2 separate regions of the Homo sapiens genome follow, and region 2 is linked to region 1. Evidence: chromatin loops called from intact Hi-C (ENCODE). Cell type or tissue: Panc1. All regions are shown on one strand.

Region 1 (8,000 bases):
CTTCTTGTAGGAATGAATTAGTTCCCATGAGAGCAGATTCTTATAAAGCAAGGTTGCCTATTGTGTTTTGCCTTTTTTGCATGCATCTGGTTCCCCTCCCATTTCTCTGCCATGTTTTGATGCAGCACAAGGCTCTCAGCAGACCTTTTCTTTTGATGAATATTCAGGTGGTTTCTGGGCTGATGTCATGCATCTTTGGAGATGCTGGTTTCAATGGGAGTACAGCCAGAACACTGGGCGTCAAACTTGTGAATGAAACTTTGCCTTTTCAGGGAAAGATGGGCTTAGGATCTTATAGTCATGATGTTTGCATATCACAAGCACCATGTCTCTGGGATCTGGGCATATGTCTGTAGTAGGCCTGACTTTCCAGAAGCTTCCAGATGTGGCTGCTCAGTGTTGAGTTTCACATCCTGCAGAACCATAAGTTAACTAAACCTCTTTTTTTTTCTTTTTATAAATTACCCAGTCTCGGGTATTCTGTTATAGCAACACAAAACAGACTAAGACTAAGACAATACATTTTCCACTTTCAGAGTTATTGTGAGGATCAAATAGCATCTTAGAAAGCATTTAGGATATAAAATCAGATACCTCATTCATATCCTGCTTCCACCAATTACAAGATAAGTGACTGTAGGCCAATTCTTCCACTTTTCTAAACCTCAGTTTTTTCCATACAAAAAAAAGATATGTCAACTATTATATATTTCACTTGGCTGTTGTGAAGACCAAATGAAGTATTCCATGTAAAGTGCATAGAACAGTGCCTGGGATACAGTATGTGCTCAGAAAATGTTAGCCATTATTAACAGGTTTTGTAAGCTACACAATGATGAACAAATAAAAGAACTTTTATTTGTGACAAGACCTGCATGTCTATAGTAGCTTAGGCTCAACTATAATAGCAGGAGCTGGGTCCCTGGCTTGATCACAGCCTCATTCCCCATACTTTCTGGGGACTTCCTGATACTACACTGTCAATATAGATTTCCAAAAAATCGTCTTGCTCCTGGATCTCCTGTCACTATGTTGTATCACCAGCTCATCTTAGTAATAATAATAGTAACAACAGTAACAAAACAGCTGACATTCCACATCTGGGATAACTTTTAAAGTTTTACTTATATTATTTCACTCAATTGCTGCAAACAATCCTATGGGGTACCAGTATTATTATTATTATTTAATAGATGAGGATATTGAAGTCTGGAGGTGTTAAGTAATTTGTACAAGGTCAGGGAAACCTGGAACCTACACCTGTCTGGCACTAAATTCCATGATTGTACCACGAGGCCAAAATACCTCATTATGTTATTATCTCAAGTGCCAGAGCTCTTCATTCTTCCAACATTTGCCAAGCTCCCCAAGCTCAGATATCCCTTTGTTGTCTGTTATCAGTGCTCCTGGGCAGGACATTCTCTCTGCCAGATTAGCCTCCTTCCAAACTCCTATAGCTGGGTCTATCTCTAGCCATACTAAACCTAGAGTTATCTCTAGTCCATAAACCTCTCAGTCTCTGCAGCCCTCCACATGGAACCCGGCCATGCCCAACCACAACCCAAGATTTGCTCTCTAGGGTTGGCTCTAGCTCCCAGAATTTATGACAAATTCCTCTGGGAACTGCCTCTTGAGGAGCCATCCATACACACTTTAGGATGCCCAGGTCATTTAACAGCCCCTTCAATCCTTGGCTTCCACCAGCCACCCACTTCCCACACTTTCTCTGGATGAACTGAAATATCCACTCTTTTGTGTCTACAGTCTCATATGGCACCATTCTTATTCCTGACTTCTGAGACACTTAGCTTCAAGACTACACAGTATTGGGAAATGGGGTGATTCTGCAGTCTGGATGTGCTGGATTGCATCTATTATCAGTTTTTTTTCCAGTGCTATCTGCCAATGTCCCTCACCTCTGACCCCAACTATCTGTGCAGGAAGGAAATAAAGACTCTCAGAGTTGGAAGTAACTTTAGAGGTCATTAAATCCAACCCTTTACCTGACATTGATCCACATCTGCAGCATTGCCAATAAGCAATTGTCTGGCCTCAGCTAGAGCTGATGGCAGGGTACAGGGTGCTCTAGACTCCTAGGACAACTCCTTCTAGTCTGCCGATATCCACTTATCTAAACTTTTACCCACACATTGGTGCTAGCTCTGCTCCCTGGCTTCACACAGAGAAAGTCACATTCCTCTTCTCTATGATTGCCTTCGAAGTGTTTTAAAACAGCTCTCATATTGCCCGTGAGCCACCCACTTCGCTTTTCATGCTAAGCTGTCTGAGTTCTTTCATACGCTCCTCATCGCTCGTGGTTTCTGTGACATATGAGGAGCATCACCTCTGGTCAGCCATACATCTCTCACTGCCTTCTACTTTATTGATGGGCCCAGGACACTGCCAACATCAAATGCATAGCCTCCTCTTCATGGCTTGAAGCCAGGCTGATGCACATTCAGGAAGAAATGGAAGTGAAGGCTGGTAGAAGGGTAGGAAAGGGAAGTTTTCAGAGAGAGCAAACTTAGGAAATGAGAATGCAGGTGCTGATAAAAGTGTATGCTAGAATGTGAGCAGCTGAGAGTCACGTAACAGCTGGGAGAATGGGTATGGCTCAGCTCTTCGGAGAAGGGAAACCTTGGGAAGGGCTTTCTTTGGGCAAACAACTCTAAGGGGAACAAACCAGCTGTGCTTAGAGTAGTGAATCCCAATCAGAGAGATGCTCATTTGAGTTATGAGGGCCACCCTTGGGAATTGTTATCGCCGTCTTGAGTTGAAAACACAGATTTTGAAAGTCCCAGGTTTAAAAGATTTTTGAAAAAGGTATTTTTTTCTTTCTAAACCAGACTTAGGTCCACATGCCTAGACTATTGTCCATGTTACCATATGGATAAAAAAGCTAAAACTAATCAATACACAGGTTGGGTTCCCTATCAGAGCCTGAGATGGCACACCTTCTACAGGTGATTTATTGAGGGAGTGTTCTCATAAAAAGCCTAGAAGCGGGAAGGGGAAGGTAGGGCGGGGGAAAAGGTAAGCATGAATGTGGTTTCAGGAGAAGTCCAGCTCAGCCTGATCCCACGGGAAACACTGAGTGTAAACTGCACCACAATGTATTCCATCTTGAGGTGAGATGACTGGCATTTCCTAATCCTGTCAGTCAGTCACTGGCCACTGGCTGCCCCCAGGTGGTGGGGAGGTGAATAACTTCCCAGGTATCTCCAGAAGAGGCAGCACCTGTCAACCAAGGGCCAGCCTCCCCACGAAGGGGACTGATTAAGCTGTTATGTGCTCTACCTACAGGTGCAGTAAAGAGGATCTGGGCTGACCAACAGTGTCTTCCACAGATACACTTGCTAATTCACGCATGGAAGACCCAGAGTGTATCACTCCCCTCAACTGCTGGACTACTGTGCTGCAAACTTTGAGTCAGAATGATGAGCTTCAGTCAGGCATATCATGGCTCCTGAACAGGATTTTGAGAGCAAGATTCTGTGCCTCCCTCATCCTGCTGCAGCCTCTCAGTGCATCTAGGTGTTTCTGCTTCCATTGTACATATCTATCAAAATAAAATTGTTATAATTAAACAAACAAATAAATAGATAAATAGATCTGGTGGCAAATGAGCAGCAACTCCTCCCCACTCCCAACATAAGTTAAAGTTTGAGTTTCAGCAACAGATGTAGGATCAGAAAACAAATGTTTAATATGTTCTGTTGCATTAGAGCGGTACAGGTTGGCAAGTCCTTAGAAACCACCTAATTCCACCCCTTCATTTTACAGATAAGCAAACTGAGGCCCATTGAGGCTTATTACCTTCCCAAAGGTTGTGCAACTAAATCTACAGAGGTCATAAATCCAGGCAAATACGTTGCTTCTGTTTTATATGCTTAATTTCTTCTGAGCATAAATTTCAATGGCTACTGAGGCAATCAATAGAGAATATATCGAAATCAGAAGAAAATAAGTACTGGGAGATGGAAAGATGCTTCAGCATCCAAAGAATGGCACTTTGGGGAATGCTGTCCTCAAATAAAGCCCAACCTGATAAACAGGCTTTTATCAGAGAATTTCAATTTATCAAATAATAACCATGTAGTATTTCTGAGCATTGGAGACAGCTGCTATCCAGCAACCCCTAAGCCCAGTCTGTATGGTTTTAAGTCAAATGCATGAGTGAAATATGATATATGGAGTTTCAAACTGGGAGGGGTGATGTAGGCTTGGTCTCAGGTTGTAATAGATCATGGGTCAAATGGCCTTGCTGGTCAAGGTAGATATTTTAACTCAGCTCCATCAAACATAAACATCCTACAAAAAAGAGAAAGCACACAGCAAATTTTCAGGTCTCTCTAGACTCAGGTGGTATCGTTTTAGTCTCATGGAGGGAATGGGGTGCGTGGCACTTTGACATATGGGCTGCTCTATGGAGCACCACCTCTAATGGCAAACTTAGTGCTAAATGCTACCAATTCGGTCTTTGGGAGATTTTTTAATGGGACCACATCTCAGCTCTTACAAAAGAAATCAGTAGCAAACTAGGATTCACTTTACCAAAATTTTGTTAAATTCATCTCTTCATTAATGGAAGAACTTTCTATAGAGAGGAAAAGAGAACTACAATACAGAGGAGGAAAGGAACCAACACCCCAGCCAATAAGCTTCCAGGTAGCCTTCTAAGCAGTTCTGGATGTCTAAAATCTTCCAGAGAAAGAGACACAGACATGCACATTCACCCAACAATCAACTAGGCATTATTTAGGAACTTGTGCAGTAGCTTCAGTTTTTTCTTTGCAAGTAGACATTGTGGGTCATCAAAATAGTCAGCTCTCAGTCATTGTCTTACCCCTTCATCACATCAGAAAGAATTTTATATACCCCTGAAAGCACGACTTCCAGAGAGCTTACAGCTTAAAGTTCTAAACTGGAAGATCCCAAACGGAGGCTGACATTATGGAAAACTTGCTTAGCTTGACAAAGGTTGCCCCCATAAGGGCATGCCAAATGTTCGCAAGACTTCAGAGCATCCTAAGGAATATGAAAAATCATCTATTTTGCATTAGTTACAATTTAGGCCATTTTGACATAGAATCTAGAGACTTTACAGACGGGAGAGTCAGGATCTACATCTGTGTGCTGAGGTGGTCTTGCGAGAAGTGGATGGTTTTGCAAGAAGAACCAGAGTTGACTCAAACTTGGGCCTCATCATGGAGCAGGGTTGGGCCTGTCAGGATGTGTGACTTTGTGTAAAGGAACACATCTCTGGTGCATCTTAGCAAACATTCAAAAAACAGTAGGACCAAGATGGCATCAGATAAACAAGCAGAAATACTATCAATAAATTTCCATCAAAGGAGAGTAACTGGTGCTCAGTTTTGAGCCTAAAAGGAAGGAATCTCCTAATGACCTCAAGACTACCCAGGAGACTCAAGAAGAGAGCAAGCTAACATTGATTGGATGTGTACTGTGGAGCAGACATGACACCAGATGCACAAAAAGTGAGATCCCAGGCCTAGTAATACACACACATGCACACAATACATGGCTGAATAGGAGTACTCCCAAAATGCTAAAATAATATATATAATTATATCTGGGAAGCAATTAATGGCGATTTTTCTTTTCTTTCTTTTTTTCTTTTTTCTTTTTTTTCTTTTCTTTTTTTTTTGAGACAGTGTCTCGCTCTGTTGCCCAGGCTGGAGTGCAGTGGTGTGATCATGGCTCCCTGCAGCTTCAACCTTCCAGTTTTAAGCTAACCTCCCACTTCAGCCTCCCAAGTAGCTGGGACTACAGGCATGTGCCACCACTCCTGGCTCATTTTTGTATTTCTTGTAGAGACTGGGTTTTACTATATTGCCCAGGTTTCTCCTTTCTTTATTATTTCCCACACTTCCCAAATTTTCTCCAATGAGCATGGATTACTTCTATAATCAGAAAGTGTATTATTAAATAATAACAATAATGGGACAAGTCATCCCAATGCAGGTGGAATCCTGGCTACCCATGATGCAAAAAGAAGCTTGAAAACAACAATTTCACCATATATCAACTAGACTTACTTAACATTAAACAAGCTTCAAACCCACTTTACCCAAACTCTGAAGAAGCAGTTTGACAGCTATGTGCTAAGCAATTCTAGGTGCCAAGAATACAAGGATGAGTGAAGACATCAGGCCTTATGAGGAGGGGAGAAAAAAGAAATATGCGATTTGTAAAAAGTTAGCAATGCGATATTACCTCACACTTGTTAGAATAGTTGTTGTCAAAAATACAAAAAATAACAAGCATTGGAAAGGATGTGGAGAAAGGTGAGCCCTTGTACACTGTGGGTGGGAATGGAAATTAGTACAGCCATTATGGAAAACAGTATGGAAGTTCCTCAAAAAAATTAAAAATAGAAGTACCATATGATCTAGCAATCCCACTACTGGGTATATATCCAAAGGAAGTGAAATCAGTATGTCAAAGAGATTCTGCCCTCCCATGTTTATTGCAGCACTAGTCACAAAAGCCAAGATATGGAATCAACCTAGTGTCCATTGATAGGTGAATAAATAAAGATTTGTGATATATATACACAATGGAATACTATTCAGCCTTTAAAAAGGAAGAAAATCCTGTCATTTGTGACAACATAGATGAACCTGGAGGACACTATGCAAAGTGAAATAAGTCAGGCACAGAAAGACAAATACTGCATGATCTCACTTCTATGTGGAATCTTAGAAAGTCAAACTCATAGAAACAGAGAGTAGAATGGTGATTACTGGGGACTGGGGAGTGGCAGGGTGGATAGGTGAGATATGGATCAAAGGACATAAAATTTCAGTTCAACAGGAGAGACAAGCCCAGGAAATCTATTGTACATCATAATGCCTAGAGTTAATAACAATATATTGAACAACTGAAAATTGCTAAGGGGGTAAATTTTAAGTGTTCTTACCATCCCCCCAAGAAAATGGTAAGTATATGAGGTAATACATATGTTAAATAGTTTGATTTAGCCACTCCACAATGTATACATACTTCAAAGCAGTGTTGTACATCATAAATATATGTACCTTTTACTAATAAACTTTTTAAAATTAAAAATTATCAGTGGCTAAAAAACTAGGGTGTTAAATCATTTCTAAGGTCATTTTTAGCCCAAGCACTTCATGATTCTAATGCAAGAAAAAGAATAATGACTGTTCTAACAGAGGAATAAACCAAAATGCTGTTTAGAAGACAGACGAGAGAGTAATTTAGATTATGGGAATGGGAAGGGGATGGGCAATGGTTTCCTGGAGAAGGCTACAGTGATGGTAAAGCTGGATTTTGAAGGATGACTAGGATTTAGATAAATAGACATGGAGAAAGAGGTATAAAAAGTAAAGAGGGTGGCGTGGTGGCTCACACCTGTAATCCTAGCACTTTGGGAGGCCAAGGTGGGCAGATCACAAGGTCAGGAGTACGAGACCGGCCTGGCCAATCTGGTGAGACCCCATCTCTACTAAAAATACCAGGCATGGTGGCAGGCGCCTGTAGTCCCAGCTACTCGGGAAGCTGAGGCAGGAGAATCGCTTGAACCTGAGAGGTGGAGGTTGCAGTGAGCTAAGATCGCACAACTGCACTCCAGCCTGGGCAACAGAGTGAGACTCCATCTCAAGAAAAAAAAAAAAAAAAAAAATAAAGAGGTAGAGTAGGAAAGGTCCGTGAGTAAAGGGTTCTGGGTTTATTCCAGGAACAGCAAGTAACTATTCAATTAGCAAGCCATGCCTGGGTCATGGTATTTCCTGTGGGCAGCCCCCATATTTAGCATGATGTATGCAGAGTCTGGGTTTAATGAGACTGCATTCTTGCACTCAGCTATCACCTCATCTGGAGGGGGTGGGAAATGGGCTGGGAGTTCTACAATGGCAAGGCTTTAGGCTATTTTTATCACACTGCACAATAGGTGCTCTATTTGATTGACAAAGGAATAACCATGCATGAAGCACTATGACACACTGCTATAAAAG
Region 2 (8,000 bases), 220 kb before region 1:
GAACAAGTACTGCCTGAGCTTGAGAAATATTTGCCGTTCTCAAGGCTGACTGTTCTGTCCATCTACCCAACCACATTTATATGAAACTTATGAACTAATATTGTTGGAAGAAACTTTATTCATCACCCAGTCCAAGGGTCTCATTTTACAGATGGAAATAAAATGACTTCTCAGGGTCATACAGGTTACCAAGGAAGAGACCACAAGGAAGAAACAGGTTACCAAGTCTGGGCCACAAATTGCTGAACTCAGAATGCACAGCAGTTCTGCAAAATGCACTGCTTCTCCTTGTGGCTGGACCTTACAATTATTTATAGGGAAAATGATTTCTCTCTTATACACTTTCCATGTTTATAGAAGGAGGCTGTGGGGCCGGGGAGTGGGGCTCAGGGTTCAGGGATCACTGGCTAATAATGTCAGTTGGAAAGGGAACTCTGGAAAGTGTTTGATATGTCAAACAGGTGTAAAAATGCTCTTAAGCCACCAATGAGGTGTGAGTTAGGGCAGAAAGAAGATAGTAGAGTATGAGAGGGGAGGAGGGGCGTCCTGAGTTCTCAGCCCATGCTAGACTACAGGGAGTTTGAGTCTTAGACTCCTGCTTCACCATTGACTCCATTCCCTACCTCATGCCCACCCAGCAACTACATGGCAGAAGATACAGGGAAGAGAGCCCCGGACTCACAGGCAGAATGGGCCAGGTTCAGATCTCAGCTTCACTGCCACCAGCTGTGTGATCTTCAGCAGGTCTGAATCCCTGGCCCCTGCTCCCATCCCTCTCTTTATTTCTGTTTCCTCATCTGCTGAAACATCTAAGTTTCAGGTTTATGGGGCAGGTCAGAGAGCAAGTCTACAAAATGCTTATCACATGGCCTGGCCAAGAAAGCCCCTAATAAATGGCATTTGTCACCACTGTTGGTGGGAACCTCACAATACCTGACTCTCCTGCACTGCGCTGTGAGGAACAGCCCAGCGTGCTCCTCCTGGGGTTCTCCCCAACCCTGGAGTGAGGCTTGCAGAGCGGGCTTGCAAAGCAGCCACACCCATTTGCTCTGCTGGCTTAAGCAGGAGCCAGAGTCTGCTCTCCAGGGGCTCAGGATGGTGTCTGAAACAGAACACATGGAGTCCGCCAGGTGTGGCAGTAACTACATTGACAAAACTCTCAGCACTACAAAGTGGATAAATTAGAGGGCAGAGAAAATGCATTCATGCTAGGAAAGCATTCGCCATACACTTCCTTTAACTGGGAGCCTCTCTAGAGAACTTAAAGTCAAATTTCCACCTCCCAAAATTCTATTTCCCCGTAGATATCTAGGAACTTGCCTAGTGTGAAGTGGATAACTGTGGAGACGCTGTCATCTTTCCCTTCATCCCATTTTCTCCCTTTCCTATGGGAATTTTTGATTTAATCCGGGCATTGTGGACAGCAGAGAGAGGATGCAAGTGCTGGTTGGCCATATGTGCTTGGACAAAGCTGCCTGCTGTCTCGGGCTGTTCAATTCACTGCTGCTGTGGCCTTGGGCCAGTGAGCACCCTGTCATTCTAAGTTACCCTCAACTGGAACCCAGACTCTGCAGAGGTGTGGTGGGCAGTGAAGGAAGAAGAGCAAGCTTCGTGATGACCATGCAGACACATGCCATGACAGTCACTTCTTGTTTAGTGCCTCCTGACCCCTACACTTCAGGCAGTCAGAGGTCAGAGATCCATCATGCCCACCTCCCAGCTTACTGTCTCTATACTCAGCTGAGCAGAAGAACTCAGGGCCAGTGTACCCAGGGCTGGGCTTCCTGCCTTCCCTGCTTCTCTGGCCACCATGCTGCAGGGTTGATGCCTCAGGCCTTTCCAGTGCATGGGCAGAGAAAGGGTTGAAGGCAGCAGATCTGGATTCAAGTCCAGCTATGTGACCTTTGCCTGGTTCCTTAACCCTTCCAATGCTCATTTCTCATCTGTAAGAGGGAGGTGGTCATATCTCCATACCAACTTGCACAAGGGTTGAATGAGGAGAAGAATATAAGCGCAAAATGCACTGAAGGCACCCCATGCATGACACTTCTCGTCCTCCCCTCCAGGGAAGGCCAATGGTAACCCAGAAATCACTGGACCATAGCATTCAAATGACCATTGAGTCCCTGCTTCTGGTGTACAGAACAAAGGAGAAGGCCACATAGAGCTTCTTTCTTCCAAGACTGCAGAATGGGGATTAGACCTCTCAGGGGAGTGTGGTGCAAGTCACAATAGCTCTCTTCTCCCGATAACTGTGGCCATGTGGCCTCGTCTGCTGCCCAGTGTGACCTCAGCCTCAAAGCCCCACTCCTACCTTAGAAAGGTTGGGTTGAGGATCCCCCACTCCACATTCTGGGATTGGGCACCACGTTCCCCTCATGGCTGGGGCAGCTCTGCTTCCATGGCCCAGGTTCTTCTAAATCCAATTCTGGGTGTCTACTTTCCAAATCCTCCCAGACTGGGGTTCAGTTTTGACTTGCCCTGGCCATTCTTGTGCCCATGGTATGGAGGCTGCAATCCATTGACAGCACTGTCACTCCCCTTTTCCACCCTGCTCTACCCAAGGCTGCGTGGGTGGCCACTGGATTTCACAATACTTCTTTGGCCAGTGGAAGATCTGAGCTATAGCAATATTTAAAAGATCTTAAGAAGTCACAAAATGTGTATGTGCCCCGCAATGACAAGACTTTTTTTAGATGCAGAAGGCTCTAACTCTAATAAATTATTATCCAAATACAGGAAATAATCACTGTTAACATTAGTAGATCTCTTGCAGTGATGTTTTGGGAGCCCCATAGACTATCATCGAAGTCAGGGGGTTCTTGAACTCGGTTAGGTGGTTGAGTACCTGAAAGTTTGTGTCCTCTTTACAGAAGCAAAAATACTGTTATTTAATTCAATTGAGAGGTCTAAAAATACAAATGTAGGTCACCCTATTTTTATGTTTTGAGCACTGTACTAAGTGCTTTATATGGAGTAGTTCACTTAATCCTCACAAAAACCTTGCGGAAGTATTACAGGTTAAGTCTCCCTTATCCAAAATGCTTGGGACCAGACGTATTTTGAATTTTGAACTTTTTTTTTGGGATTTTTGAATACATATTTGCATATAGATAATGAGATATCTTGGGGATAAGCCACAAGTCTAAGCACAAAATTTATATGTGTTTTAATATACCTTATACACATAGCCTGAAGATAATTTTATACAGTATTTTTAATAGTTTTGTGCATAAAACAAAGTTTGTGTACACTGAGCCATCAGAAAGCAAGGGTGTCACCATCTCAGCCACCCATGTGGACAACCTGTGGTTGCTTTGTGCCACCATTATTCCTGACTCTGAATTTTGATGCTACCTAAAGCAACCATTTTCTTATACTGATTCATGCATAAGTACTTAAGAGTAAAAAATAGGACAGACCATTAATACGGTGGGAAAAATCATGTATTCGGGGTAACCGAGCAGCACAGTAGCATCACCAGAATACCTGTATCTGCTATTAAGCAAGAGCAATAGCAAACAATGGCAGGCTGATTACCTGCCACTGTGTGCCTGCATTTTGTTGTGTGCCTGCATTTTGACTGTGACTCGTCACATGAGGTCAGGCACAGAATTTTCCACTTGCACTGTCATCTTGGTGCTCAAAAAGTTTTGGATTTTTTTTTTTTGAGACAGAGTCTCGCTCTGTTGCCCAGACTGGAGTGCAGTGGCACAATCTCTCTGCTCACTGCAAACTCAGTCTCCTGGGTTCAAGAGATTCTCATGTCTCAGCCTCCTGAGTAGCTGGGATTACAGTCATGTGCCAACATGCCTGGCTAATTTTTGTATTTTTAGTAGAGACAGGGTTTCACCATGTTGGCCAGGCTGGTCTCAAACTCCTGGCTTCAAGCGATCCTCCCACCTTGGCCTCCCAAACTGCTGTGATTACAGGCATGACCCACTGTGCCTAGCCTCAATTTTGGAACATTTTGAATATTGGATTTTCAGATTAGGGATGCTCAACCTGTGTGATCACTCACTAAGGTCTGAATGCTGGTGTCCTCCCAAAATTCTTATGTTGGAAGAATTGACTCTCCAATGTGAGGGTAGTAAGAGCTGGGTGTGAGCTTTGGGAAAGTGAATAAGCCATGAGGGTTACATTCTCATGAACAGAAATAGTGCTCTTATAAAAGAAGTTGAAGGGAACTGCTTCACCCTTTCTGCCATGTGAAGACACAGCAATAGGCACTATCAATGCAGCACAGAGGGAGCCTTTCCAGACACCTGATCTGCTGCTGCCTTGATCCTGGGCTTCCCAGCCTTCGGGACTGTGAGCAATACATTTCTACTGTTAATAAATTACCCAATCTATGGTATTTGTTAGAGCAGCCCAAAAGAATTAAGACACTATTATTTGTTGCCATTTCATAAATGAGCAAATTGAGGCTCAGGGAGGTTAGATCACTTGCCCAGTGTCATTCAGCAAGTTGGGAAGCAGTGAATCAAACCCAGAAAGTCAAATCAGTTTCGCTGCTTTTATTCCACAGTTCCTGCCCTCCCCTGCCTACCCCTGAGAATCAGAAGCAATGTCATCAGTTAGATATGACTATGTTATGCATAAGCCATATCAAATTACAGCCGTTAACACATGGGTTGACTCACACACAAACAACAGCTCAAATCTAGGCAAGAGGTATCAGCTGTTTGATAATATTTGTCCGCTAATTTTGCTAATTGTGTGCTCATTTGTCATCCTCTAGTGAGTGACAGCAGGCAAACAGTAGGAGGCACCAAAGGTTTAAGAAAAACATATGGGAGAAAAGCTTAACTGGGAGGCTTTTCTGTCTTAGCTTTTTGGTTTTTTTCCCCCTGCCAACTGGAAAAAAACCACAATTATTGCATTTCTGAGACAGAACTACCTGCTCTGGTTCATGGAAACCCATGTTATTTCAGAGATGCCACCCTGCTGCCCATTGGCGACCTTTCGAAGGTGCTCTCCTGGTGTTCTAACTCAATGTGCTGGACAGTTGTGCCTCTTCCCACCAGCATAGTGTCCTGGTACGGCAGGGACTCTGCAGCGTGGGGGGCAGGGGCACTTCAGGGGTGGGTGGTAAAAGCTGACCAGAACTGTGCAGCTCTGTTGTGGTTCCCACCCTTTGTGGAGAATCACTGCTCTAAGGTGACCCATGCCTCCTCCCATATCCTCTACACCTATGCTCTTTATGATATGACCCACTCTTTGGTTGGACTAGGGTCAACAGCTGGCCCAAGTGCAGCCAAACCATAGACTGGGCAGGAAGCAAGGGCTCTGAGCTTCACCTCAAAAGATGAACTGTGCCTGTCAGACCCCTCTCTTGGAAATGTAGTGTCAGGGCTCCGGAGGGGTGGAGCTTCTGCACTTCAGGGGTACATGGGGGTGAGCTGGGCAATGGCCACAATGAACCAGAGTTCTCGAGGTGCAGGAGCCATGTGGGAGTCCAGGGAGTCAGCGGGTGCCAGCAGGAAAATGGAGCAGATCCACAGATGGAGGAGGGGATGTCAGGGGAGAGATGAGACTCTGAGGGACTAACCAGGCAAAATAGAAGTTTGCAGCAAGTAATAGTAGTAGAAGCCTGAAAGTCTGTTAGGTAACCGAGGCTGCAAACATCAGCCTTTCCTGCTCCTGGCCCGTTTCTGGGAGGTCTGCATGTAGGGAGGCGCTCGTTCTTGGATTCTCATGAAATTTTCCTTCTTCTTTCTTGGCATCTTTATCATGACCCACCCACTCGCATGCTTTTACTCAAACCAGATAGCACTGCCTTAACCAGGGTGCACAAGAACGCTATTTGAGTTGCTGGGGCCTAAACTGCCTCAGTAAGTGAATCTCTGCCTCCCCTCAGACCCCCCATTGGATGGTCAGAATCTGCAGGAGACTGGCTCAGCTCACCATTCCACTGTTTTGTTCCCTCATTAGCTCTGTTCCCCAGTTAGCTCGCCAGCCCCTTTGCCTTGCCCTGCCCTCCCAGCCACTGCCCCCGACCGAGCTGTTTACATGGCTTTCTACATTAGGTTAGTGCTCACTCCCAAGTTCCCAACCTCCTACTTGACTGTGTCTCCCACTGTGATCCTTTCCTTAGCTCCTGCGGAGCCTGGGCTCATTTACATTTCACTCACCAACCTCATTTAGGTAATTTTCTACAGTTAATTCAACGTTCACCAAGTAGCCCTGGATTGCATTTGCATTCATCACCTTCTGGGGCTCTGAAGCATTTCAGAGTATACAGGCTTCCCTGCTGAGATCCCCACTTACGCAAACGCAACAACAAATCTCGTGGGCTCTGAGCAGAAGATCCCGCTGCAGGGTCAGCCCAGTATTCTCTTCTGACAGCAGCCTCAGGAGGACAGGAAGTGCCCTTTGTCCTGCCAGTCTTGTCCAAGGAGGAGGTGCCCTGACTCTGGCCTTCCTGTCTCCTATTAATTCATTGTGAATCCATCTCTAGGTTTACTGCCTGCCGTGCAAAGCATTTCCTTCACCTTAGCCAAAATAGCCTAAGCTTCAGGGGGTGCCATCTAGTGCCTGTATTATTACAAAGCTTGGGAAGTAGAAAATATACGATAAAAGGCTTCACAATATCAGAATTGAAAAGGTGTGGTTGCTTGTGAACACAGTCACAGAGAGCCCTTGGCTCATAACAAGCTACTTCTTGGTCTCCACTTTGCTAACTGGTGGTGGGCGTCATGGCTATAAGACTCTCAAACCAGCACAGCAGGCCTCACTGTCGATGGGTGCTGTACAGGACAAACTTTTTGCTTTAGTCTTCTACAATTGTTCAGGTTAGTAAAAGAAAACTTGTGATAATAGAAGTTTGCAGCAAGTAATAGTAATAGAAGTCTGAAAGTCTGTTAGGTAACCGAGGCTGCAAACATCAGTAATTCGTCTTTATCCGCAAAGCAGGGAAAACGGGACTCTATCACTTACGGGTTTCCCCTGCCTTTGTTGTATTTCAGGAATTACTGGAAAGAAATTGTCTGACCTGGCTCCTTTTGTGTTTCATTTGGGCCTCAAAGGCCGTATATTTGTAAGAAGAATGTCACTGTCTATGTCAAGCTTTCTGGACAGAATTCTAGAAATTCACCTGTAGCTTGTTCTTATTCCATACTGTGCCACCCTTTCACAACCCTGGTTCAGTTTGTTTTAAGATTTTCTATCCAGGATCTCAGTGGCTGAGATGTTAGTCCCCATCGTGCTTCAGGTAGTAGAATAAGGGCTGGAGACCAGAGCCTGGGCCCACCATCCCACCATCGCTGTCTGTGAATATGCCTCATGCTGTGAGCAACACAATAAAGTTTGCTTCAAACAAAAGTATCATTTCCCTGTAGGAAGCCAGGTAAAAGTGCTGAGAAGTACCACTATAACAGTTCCTTCTCTCTCTACCCTGAGGGATGAAGCTCCTGCACTGCAGGGGTGTGTCGAAGTGAGCTTGGCAGTGGCCCCAGTGGGCCAGAGTTCTGGGGGTACAGGAGCCATGTGTGAGTCCAGGGAGTCAGCTGGTGCCAGCAGGAAAATGGAGCAGACCCACAGGTGGTGGAGGGGATGCCAGGGGAGAGCCGGGGCCCAGATTTTACAACTCCCTTGTTTCTTTGGCTGCCTAGTGCAGATTTATTTATTTGTTTGTTTGTTTGTTTGTTTATTTATTTATTTTAGACGGAGTCTCTCTCTGCCGCCCAGGCTGGAGTGCAGTGGCACGATCTCGGCTCACTGCAAGCTCCGCCTCCCAGGTTCATGCCATTCTCCTGCCTCAGCCTCTCTAGCAGCTGGGACTGATGCAGTTTTACTTTGCATCTCTTCCTATGTAGCAGGATGAGCCGCAGAAAAGAACCCCTCAGAAACCGAGTTGTGGAAGGAAAGGGCTTTATTCAGCTGGGAGCACCGGCGGACTCACGTCTCCAAAAACCGAGCTCCCCGAGCGAGCAATTCCTGTCCCTTTTAAGGGCTTACAGCTCTAAGGGGGTCCGTGTGAGAGGGTCGTGATCGATTGA

The links. A loop is a pair of places that touch in the nucleus more often than their neighbours do. Peaks named below come from ENCODE experiments on the same cell type or tissue, not always from the same donor. Only the 100,000 strongest peaks of a DNase experiment are listed, where the experiment ranks them.
Region 2: a loop joins it to region 1, with 4 times the contacts of the local background. A loop is called at or near these places in 44 of 110 quality-filtered maps.

What each region holds. Positions count from the first base shown.
Region 1 is chr17:34,143,457-34,151,456 of GRCh38, forward strand. It overlaps a transcript of ASIC2 not described here. Among named protein-coding and RNA genes, the nearest start is that of LINC01989, 36 kb to the right of the region's middle. In Panc1, CTCF peaks have their summits at 3,184 (motif pointing left) and 3,393; a DNase peak (open chromatin) is centred at 3,165.
Region 2 is chr17:33,923,275-33,931,274 of GRCh38, forward strand. LOC124903983 (a long non-coding RNA gene) reads right to left here. Exons shown (of 2, transcript XR_007065719.1): 2 at 7,856-8,000. It also overlaps a transcript of ASIC2 not described here. Among named protein-coding and RNA genes, the nearest start is that of LINC01989, 260 kb to the right of the region's middle. RefSeq lists enhancers at 5,738-6,239, 7,936-8,000. In Panc1, no CTCF peak of the experiment used is centred here; a DNase peak (open chromatin) is centred at 4,427.